2 separate regions of the Homo sapiens genome follow, and region 1 is linked to region 2. Evidence: chromatin loops called from intact Hi-C (ENCODE). Cell type or tissue: dorsolateral prefrontal cortex. All regions are shown on one strand. Region 1 overlaps SPPL3 (signal peptide peptidase like 3). Region 2 overlaps SPPL3 (signal peptide peptidase like 3).

Region 1 (5,000 bases), 90 kb before region 2:
GACCACATCCGCCGGAGGTCGCCCTGGGAAACAAGGGACTTTCTAAGTTACAGATTTAAACATGAGGCACACACAGCTGTCTGATTCTTTAAAAAAAAAAAATTTTTTTTCCAGGTATGAAGTCTTCCTATATATTGGCCAGGCTGGTCTCAAACTCCTGGGCTCGGGCAATTCTCCTGCCTCGACCTTCCAAAGTGCTAGGATTACAGGCATGAGCTGCTGCGCTTGGCCCCTTTCTGATATTTTTTTTTTTTGAGATGGGTTCTCACTCTGTCACCTAGGCTGGAGTGAGTGCAGTGGCGAGATCTCAGCTCACTGCAACCTCCGACTCCTGGGTTCAAGCGATTCTCTTGCCTCAGCTTCCTGAGTAGCTGGGATTACAGGCACTCACCACCATGCCCAGTTCATTTTTGTGTTTTTAGTAGAGACAGGGTTTCACCATATTGGCCAGGCTGGTCCTGAACTCTTAACCCGCCTGCCTCAGCCTCCCAAGGTGCGGGGGTTACAGGCGTGAGCCACCATGCCCCTGGCCCCTTTCTGATGCTTGATCTGAGATCAGATTGCTTCTGTGGGAAACCAAAGAGCATTTAAATCTTACCCATTCAAAAATAACCCACTATTTTTAGGAGGACTCCCTAGAAGGGGTGCTTTTAGGCTCCCTGAGCAAGAAAAGGGCTTTTATCAACTCTCTAGAGGTAGTGAGTCAAGTGAGCTGGGCAAGTAAGTTGACCTCTGTATCTGCTTCCTCATCTGTAAAACGGGGCTGAGAATAGATATCTGGGAAATAATGTGCTCTTGAACTCTGGTTTTATCATATGCTGCCTCAACACTATTCAATCTTAATTATTCCCAAACTTTAACGTAGTGTTAAGCTGTTAGGTGGCAGGAGGGCACTGCTTTGAACAGAAGCAGGAAGTACCCTCAGCTGGGCTCTGGGGCTTTCAATTAGTTATTCCTCGACCAGGTGGTGTAGTGGTCTAGCTCATCAGCATTTTCTGTCAGTGGCTGCACGAATCTGGAAGCGTTTGCTAACGCCAGGGTAGCGCGCGCGCGCACACACACACACACACACACACACACACACACACACACACAGTCGAGATCACAAGCTCACTCAGGGGCTTAAGCAGAATCACCTCCAGCGAGGAGAGTGCAAACCGAGGCACAGGCCAATCCAAGTTATTGCTTTCACAGGTTTATAACTGCTGCTCTCACCTTTAAATAGGCCATCGTGAGGAGTGGCAATAAAGTAAATGGCACCAAATAGAGAAGGGCGGGCTGGGCGGCCCGGTGAATGCGAGACGCCACAGTAGCAGTGAGCAGGCCTGTGAGGAGAGAGAGGCATCTGTGAGACACGAGAGGGAACCCGTGTCACCTGGCTGCTGCTGGGCAAAGTCCTGCAACTGTACAGATCTAATGTGCTGTCGTCCATTCTATGGTTGGGGTGTGAAATGCCCAGCTTGGGCAGTTGAAGAAATGTGGATCAGCACAGCTTTAAAAAACACCTACAACTCCAAGGACACATGACTGACCCAAGTCTCACTCCTTGCTCAGGTTCCTGGGTTCAAACCCTCCTTCCAGCTCCAAGTGTGCCTCTGTCTCCTGTGATGCTGGACTTGGGAGGCAGAAGACCTGGGTTCAAGTTCCAACTCTGCTACTCACAATAGCTAACATAAATGTAGTTCAGACCTTCCACCTCTCTGAGCCTCAGCTTGCTCATCTGTCTAATGGGGATAATGCCACTTGCCTTGCCCCTCTGAGTTTGTGGACTGAAATGAACCCATGTGAATGAACTGCTGTGGGACGAGGACAGTGCTGGGGTTGAGGAGGACGTACGGAGTGCAAAAGCTCCTTTCCAGTCACTGTGCGGGAGCAGTTGCATGTGCGGGCAGGTTACTGCTTTTCCCAGCCCCATCACAATCATCTCCTGTCTGCCTACACATGAGCTGGCTACAAAACTTGGCCTAGGTCAGAGTGGCAGAAATGTAGAACTAATGAATGTAAGTAAGTATCTATTGAATAAAGTAGGAAATAAATACGACAGTCATTCAACTCTAGAGGAAGATTTAAGCACAGACTAATCCACTGCACTGTGTGCTGTGTGTCCTTGGCTTTGAGGACTGACCTGCTTTTCCTACAACGTTCTTCAGATACACAGCTGGAGAGGGAACTGGCCTATCCAGTACACAAAACACTTAGCATCTCACGGGCCAGGCTGTCTATTACAGCACCCAGAATTCCTGCTCTCCTTCCATCCAGTAACTGTAGCTAGAAGACCTGATTTAATTCCAAAGGTTGGAGGACAGCCAGAGCGAGGATCATCTGCAGTCTCTCTGGTTCTCTTACCTACAAAGTATCCGATGAGGGTGCAGTGAAAGTAGGAGACCTTCTGCATGCGCCCGGAGATGTTGGCAGGTCCAGGGGCCCCACAGGAGTCCCCACTGGCTTGCTTTTTGTAGTTGTCATAGCGAAGGACAAAGCATAGTAGGAGACCAGGCATAACGATGTCTCCGATGCCCAACATGGAGAAGTGGCTGCCAGTGGAGCTGGAATGCAGTTTCACAGGTTAGTGACGTCACACTCTACAATCCAGTTTCTATTCCTTTTGTGCAAAGTTTGTTAGCTTTTTAAGGAGTCAAAGAGCTTATCTGCATGGCAGATGGAAATCTCTTCTGATGGAACATTAGTTTTAAGAGTGTAGAGAGAAAAAGCTGCAACAGTACTGGCACTAGAGGTCTCCACCTTGGCCCCCCTGTTTCAGGAGAGCCCCTTGGAAGTGACTGCTGAAGTGATTTGCATAAGTGCTGCTTCCTCTAGAAATGTCAAACAATTCATCATTTGTGACACATTCACTGTTGAGACTTCAAATAAGCACCTGGCTACTATTACAGGTGGAAGATTAAAGCAGCACATTCATTCTGCCAAGATTATATTACCAGGAGTTGTATAATTCTACCATTAGAACTTATTTTTATAAATATCTTACAAGTTAAAAGGATCGAGATTCTCCTAACTCCCTCCAGCCAACTCTAAACAGTGGAAACAGCAGTAAGGCATGGCTGTTTGCTGACATTAATCAATAATAAAAGGCACCGCCTGGATCACTCAGTGATCCTTCTTGGCAAGCCAAGAATCTCATCCTCATTTCCTCTTCTGCAGCATGGAGATAATGGCCCCAGGTTGGGATCAGAATGCTGATGACATTAGAGACTGATCAAGGCCGGGAACAGATAGGCACAGGAAGACAGTGTGGTCCTGTCATAGCATGAGGTCTTACCTTGGGAAGACCAGTTTTCCAGGCAGAGACAGGCGAGGAACATCACGCCCAACATTGGGCCCCAGGTGGAGCTTCCGGGATAGAACGTCAAGGGGATTGTCAGCCGGCTGAGTGGCCACCTTCACCATGACGTTGCTATTGAAGATGTAGGCTGAGAAAAATACCTGCCGAGTTGGAGAGATGCCTTTAACAGAGGGAGTTGGAAGCAACCTGCTTTCAGCATCAGCCCTCCTTGCTCTTAAGAGCAGAGTCTCAGAATGCTGTGACTGCAATGCTTTCGTTGACTGTATGATTTGAGAAAATCTTTGCTCTTCCTGTGTACTTGCCAATTTCTGCACTCTCCACACCCAGAGATTACTCCCTGACGGGGTGGCCCCCACTGCAGCGAATCTTGTCAGCCTGTTACCTCTTCTATCCTAGGAGTCACACACACACACTACCTACTGTACGACTTTTCAGCAAACAAAAGGATCGGACTGCACACCCATGATACAGTTAAGGACTGGAGAGAGAGTGATCAGCAGCTGGGCAAGCCCGACTTTGGATACTTCTAGTTAATAGTTTTCAGGCATGAATGCTTCACTTCAACACAAAGAAGGGGAGGAGCTCCAAGGACATAAACGCTTACCCAAAAGACATCATAGATGAGAAGCCCTGAGAGAAGCAGGCAGGAGACCTTGAGGCTCGGCAGGCGGACAAAGGCGATCATGGCGACACAGAGGCCCATGGCCAGTGCTGGGGAGGAGACAGGGTACAGCAGACAGCAGTCAGTGTGGACTCCAGGCTCATCCTCTTTCCACAAGCTATGGCCCTTCACAGAGTTTGCAATTCCCTCAAAAATCAGGCAGCCCTAAGCTCCAGCTTCAGAAACTTACATGCAACTGGTGCAAAACACCCGCTTCTTCAGCCTGTTTGGACTTGTGGAATTTGGGGTGATTGCTTTCCTCCTCCTAGACATAGTGCTCGGCTGTTGGAGACCCAGGAAACCAGTCCAAGACCTCCAAGCTCTCTTTTCCTGCCTTCCCTCCAATGTTGTGGATGTGTTGTCCTTGCTCCCTGCTTTAAAGTGAACTCACACCCTAGATAGCACCCCCTTTCATTCACTGGAGGCATCATCCCAGCAATTCATTAACTGCGTTATAGAAAACTAGAGAATACAGTAAAGCAAAATAAAAAAATTACATTCCCACTTTTCAGAGATTACCACTGTTCAATATCTTCCTAGAATTTTGTTTTTCTTTTTGGAGATGGAGTCTCGCTGTATCACCCAGGCTGGAGTGCAGTGGCACAATCTCGACTCACTGCAACCTCTGTCTCCTGAGTTCAAATGATTCTCCTGCCTCAACCTCCCGAGTAGCTGGGATTACAGGCACCCACCACTACGCCCAGCTAATTTTTGTGTTTTTAGTAGAGATGGGGTTTCACCATGTTGGCCAGGCTGGTCTCGAATTCTTGACCTCAGGTGATCCACCTGCCTTGGCCTCCCAAAGTGTTGGGATTACAGGCATGAGCCACTGCACCCAGCCAATAATTTTTTACATACTTTTTTTTTTTAATCTAATGAGATCACACAATCTGTTCCCCCCCTCCACCAAAGCCAACAACCCCCAGTTTCCATTTGGGTGAATTTTCACCTCATTTAATCAAATTTCTCTATAGACCCCAAAACATCTTTTGCAGATGGTTTGTCTGTGCTGGTTTCCAATCTGACATAGTCCACCCC
Region 2 (5,000 bases):
GAGGAAAAACAGTGCAATGAAAATATTCTTATATTTATGACATTCAAGATCACTATTTGGACCAAAGAACACGCCAGGATTTTTATAGCACCTGCATGTAACTGTTTCATGATGACCCTCCACAAGGGGCAGGGAAGGGACAGGGAAGGAAGAAGCATGCAGGGCTTTCCTGACCCTACTTCTAGTGTGTAGGAAAGAGGAGAGGGAACTCATTATCCCTCCAGCCACCGTTTCTTCTCCTTGTATGGATGGATCACTAGACCCCACAGAGTGCAAGAATGACGAGAGAAGGGGACTATCAGTGATTAATCCTTGTACTAATAACTTATAAAGTACATCCCCTCAGTATAACAGATTCCATATAGCACAAAAAATGAACAGAAATAATAGTTTCCTGGCATTTTCCAACTACCCAATTAGAAACTGACAAATGTATAAAAAACAATTTTTGTCAAGTAAATCATAGGCCCTGGCTATTTAGCACTATGACCTCAAAGCTTAATTTTCAAATAAAATGACTGGTCTCAAGAAAAACAGGCCAGGCGCTGTGGCTCAGGCCTGTAATCCTAGCACTTTGGGAGGCCGAGGCAGGCAGGTCACATGAGGTCACGAGTTCAAGACCAGCCTGGCCAACATGGTGAAACCCCGTATCTACTAAAATACAAAAACTGGCCAGGCATGACGGCAGTTGCCTGTAATCCCAGCTACTTGGGAGGCTGAGACGGGAGAATCGCTTGAACCCGGGAGATGGTGGTTACAGTGAGCTGAGATCGTGCCACTGCACCACTGCACTCCAGCCTGGGCAGCTGAGCAAGACTCCATCTCAAAAAAAAAAAAGAAAAGAAAAGAAAAACAGTACTTCAGAAATGTGTTCAGTACTTTTTCTGGCAGTAAAACAACCTTTTTGTTTCTCCTACACAGAGAAATTATTTCACTCATGCAAATGAATGGGGGTGTACTTGAAGCCCCAGAGCCACATGGGGTGGTCTCATTGTCAGATTCTGTGGCTGTTCACCATGAACATGCTTTCTGGAATGCACCTGAGAAAATCTCAAGACTAAATGCAATTCTGAAAAGGCCCAGGGAGTGAATCGTGATTAATGTAAGCCAGCACTGTTCAACAGAACTCTGTGATCATGAAAACATTCTAGTAATATTACAGCACTGTCCAATCAGGTAGCCACTAGCCACATGGGACTACTGAGCACTTGAAATGCAGTGAGTGCAACTAAGGAACTTAATCTGTAGTTGTACTTAATTTTAATGAACTTAAATTTAAATAGCCCCATGTGGCCAGTGGCTACCTTGCTGGACAGCACAAACCTAAATGCAGATTCCAGTCCCCTTGTGGCTTAGGCTTATGATGCAATTCTGGCCAATGAGACAGAAGGAAAAGATTTCCCTTAATCTGAAAGAAAAAAAAAAAAGAAACACAAAGAAGAGAAGGTTCTTTTTTTGTGGTCTTGAGGATGTGATGTCTCGGAAATGTTGCAGTTGTCCTGCAAACAGCAGCGCAGCAAGCCTAGAGGTGAGGTTAACATGCTGGAGGGCAGAGCAGAAGAATACACAGAACATGAACCCTTGCTACTCACTGAGCCCCCTGGCCACTGGTGTGGAGATGAACAATTTTCATCTTTTTTTTTTTTTTTTTTTTTTTTGAGACAGAGCGAGACTCCGTCTCAAAAAACGAAAATAAAAATTTAACTATGGGACAAGATTCTGGAACGACGGCAGCATTCAGGGCATAGTTGGTTTGAATCCTCCTGAATTTTCCCATAAAAACAGATTGAGCAATCTGGATGCAAAACTGAAAATCTGCACCTACAACAAAGCTAAGTGATCAGGTAGCCTCACAAAACCCAAAAGACAAGCAGATGGGGACAAACTACTGACTGCTAAAGACTGGTGTGCAATTGCCATCTGTGTGAGAAGCAGCAAAGGGAAGCAACAGGGTATTTGATGAATCTGAAATTAGGAAAACCCCAAATGAGACAACAGGTACTGGCAAGCAAGGTGAGCTGAACTAGGAATAGCAGTTGAACTTTAAAGGAGCTCTGTACATTCCAACTTATGGCCTGTACAAGGGGATGGAGTGATAGGGACCCTCTAAACTAAAAGCTAACCATCTGAAGCTCTCTTTCAGGACAAAGTCTTGTACTGAGGAGAAACTACTGGGAACAGAATCCAGCAGAACAGAGACAGGAGAAGAAAAGGAAGAAGGTGGCCCAAATAAAGAACCAGGAAGAGTAATGACCAGATGTCTGAAAGTGCTAGGATTCCCTCTTCCCCTCCACCAGAAAAGTCAAAAGAGGGAGCTCTAGAGCCAGAAAGCTAAAGTCTTCCTGCCCACTTCTCTCTCTCAGTTTATGAAAATTAATTTCCTGCAAATCAAAACCACAATGTGATACCATCTCACACCAGTCAGAATGGCGATTATTAAACAGTCAAGAAACAACAGATGCTGGCGAGGCTGTGGAGAAACAGGAATGCTTTTACACTGTTGGTGGGAATGTAAATTAGTTCAACCATTGTGGAAGACACTGTGGCGATTCCTCAAGAATCTAGAAGCAGAAATACCATTTGACCCAGCAATCCCATTACTGGGTACATATCCAAAGGAATATAAATCATTCTATTATAAAGACACATGCATGTGTTTGTTTATTGCAGCACTATTCATAATAGCAAAGACATGGAATCAACCCGAATGCCCATCAATGCTAGACTGGATAAAGAAAATGTGGTACATATACACTACTATGCAGCCATAAAAAGAAATTAGATCATGTCCTTTTCAGGGACATGGATGGAGCTGGAAGCCATCATCCTCAGCAAACTAACACAGGAACAGAAAACCAAATATCACATGTTCTCACTCATAAGCGGGAACTGAACAATGAGAACACATGGACACAGGGAGGGGAACAACACACACCAGAGCCTGTCACAGGGGTGGGTGGAAGGAGAGCATCAGGATAAACAGCTAATGCATGCGGGGCTTAATACCTCGGTGATGGGTTGACAGGTGCAGCAAACTACCATGGCACATCTTTGCCTATGTAGCAAACCTGCACGTCCTGCACATGTATCCTGGAACTTAATATATATTTAAAAAGAAAGAAAATTAATTTTCATTAAAAATGAACAACAGGAAAGCACTGTGGTTTTATCTCAAAGTCATTATTTTAAAAAGAGAGAAAGGGAGGCAGAGAGCATCTGTAAAAACAATAAAAACATACCAGAAAAAAAACATGCCTTTAAAACAGGTAAAAACTGTAACACAATATTATTTTGAAATTTTAAATTTTTTAAGAAAATGACATCATGGCTGGGCACTGTGGCTCACGCCTGTAATTCCAGTACTTTGGGAGGCCGAGGTGGTCAGAAGTTCAAGATCAGCCTGGCCAACATGGTGAAACCCTATCTTTAAAAATACAAAACTTAGCCAGGTGTGATGGCGGGCGCCTGTAATCCCAGCTACTCAAGAGGCTGAGGCAGGACGCTTGAACCCGGGAAGCGGAGGTTGCAGTGAGCCAAGATCGCAACATTGCACTCCAGCCTGGGTAACAAAAACAAGACTCCATCTCAAGAAAACAAAAAAAAAAACAAAGAAAATGACATCATATGACGAGGCAACATAAATCTGAATTAGAACAACTCAAAAGGGGTGATAAAACTCAGAAATTTCAGAAATGAACACTAAACTAAAAGAAACACAAGAATGAACAACCAACGGGTAACAGATAATGCCTTAAAGAAACTAGAAAGTAAATAGGATGGAAAAGTTAAGAAAGGGATAAAAAGATTAGAGAGCGGCAATCTATAGAAAAACAGGCAAAGAAGATCCAAAATGTATACAATAGGAGTCCCCAAAGAAGAAAATCAAAGCAAGGAAGCATAACAAAAACTAAAAACAATAACTAAAGAGAATATCACTAGTCTCTGACAGCAACGCTCTATGGAAGAACATAATAGAGAAAACGAAATGTGAGCCGAGAATTTATAAGCAGCCAAACTATGAAGTGAAACTGCAGGGTCACATGGTAAATTTGTTTAACTTTTTACGAATCAGTTTCTTTTTATAATCTATCAGTATTTACTTATTTAGTCACTCTAGGGTCCTTATAAGAGATGGTTATGTTTTCAATTTTGTTCTGCCTCATTGCATTTCTTGAAGGCATAGTAAGAAAATCTCTCTATGGGTAACTTTTAATTTTTTTTCTATAAAGAAAACATACAGATTAAGTGTTCTTCATCCAAAATGCTTGAGACCAGAAGTGTTTCAGATCTCCCTCTTTTTTGGGGTGGGGGGCGTGGGGGTTTCAGAATATTTGTATTATACTTACTGGTTGAACACTGCAAATCCAAAAATCCAAAATCCAAAATGCTACAATGAGCTTTTCCTTTCAGCATCATGTTGGAGCTCAAAAAGTTCTGCATTTTGGATAATTTTGGATTTTGTGATATCAGATGCTCAACCTGTACTGTGCTATGAGAGAAAAAATTAAAAATGCTTACATACCTTCCTTATAAGACAAAGATGACTGAATCTATGTAAATCGTCTTTTCAAGCAATAACTGAAGTTAAGAATTGTGACAGTATACAGCAGTGTGCATTATTACTTTGACAAAAAAGTTTTTGTTTTTTCAAACAGTACTTGAAACACAAATCCTGTGGGAACCACTGATATCAAATAATTCTTTTTGAAACTTATCTCTACAGCCATTATTATCCCAATTAAAAAGGAAGCTACACTACACCTAAACACAACAGAAAACATACAGACTCAAAAAGTCTAGCTGGGGCCGGGTGCAGTGGCTCCCAGCACTCTGGGAGGTCGAGGCGGGTGGATCACCTGAGGTCAGGAGTTCGAAGCCAGCCTGGCCAACATGGTGAAACCCTGTCTCTACTAAAAATACAAAATTAGCTGGGGATGGTGGTGCGCACCTGTACTCCCAGCTACTCGGGAGGCTGAGGCAGGAGAACTGCTTGAACCCGG

What was found. A loop is a pair of places that touch in the nucleus more often than their neighbours do. Peaks named below come from ENCODE experiments on the same cell type or tissue, not always from the same donor. Only the 100,000 strongest peaks of a DNase experiment are listed, where the experiment ranks them.
Region 1: it touches region 2 in a loop (2.3-fold over the local background); 3 of 110 quality-filtered maps call a loop at or near these places.

The regions. Positions count from the first base shown.
Region 1 is chr12:120,765,048-120,770,047 of GRCh38, forward strand. SPPL3 (signal peptide peptidase like 3) reads right to left here. Exons shown (of 11, transcript NM_139015.5): 7 at 3,906-4,012; 8 at 3,278-3,441; 9 at 2,347-2,546; 10 at 1,216-1,325; 11 at 1-23. Among named protein-coding and RNA genes, the nearest start is that of ACADS, 42 kb to the left of the region's middle. In dorsolateral prefrontal cortex, no CTCF peak of the experiment used is centred here; no DNase peak of the experiment used is centred here; H3K27ac peaks cover 1,240 bases.
Region 2 is chr12:120,854,870-120,859,869 of GRCh38, forward strand. All of the region lies in intron 1 of SPPL3 (signal peptide peptidase like 3), which reads right to left. Among named protein-coding and RNA genes, the nearest start is that of SPPL3, 47 kb to the right of the region's middle. In dorsolateral prefrontal cortex, a CTCF peak has its summit at 2,331; no DNase peak of the experiment used is centred here; H3K27ac peaks cover 1,593 bases.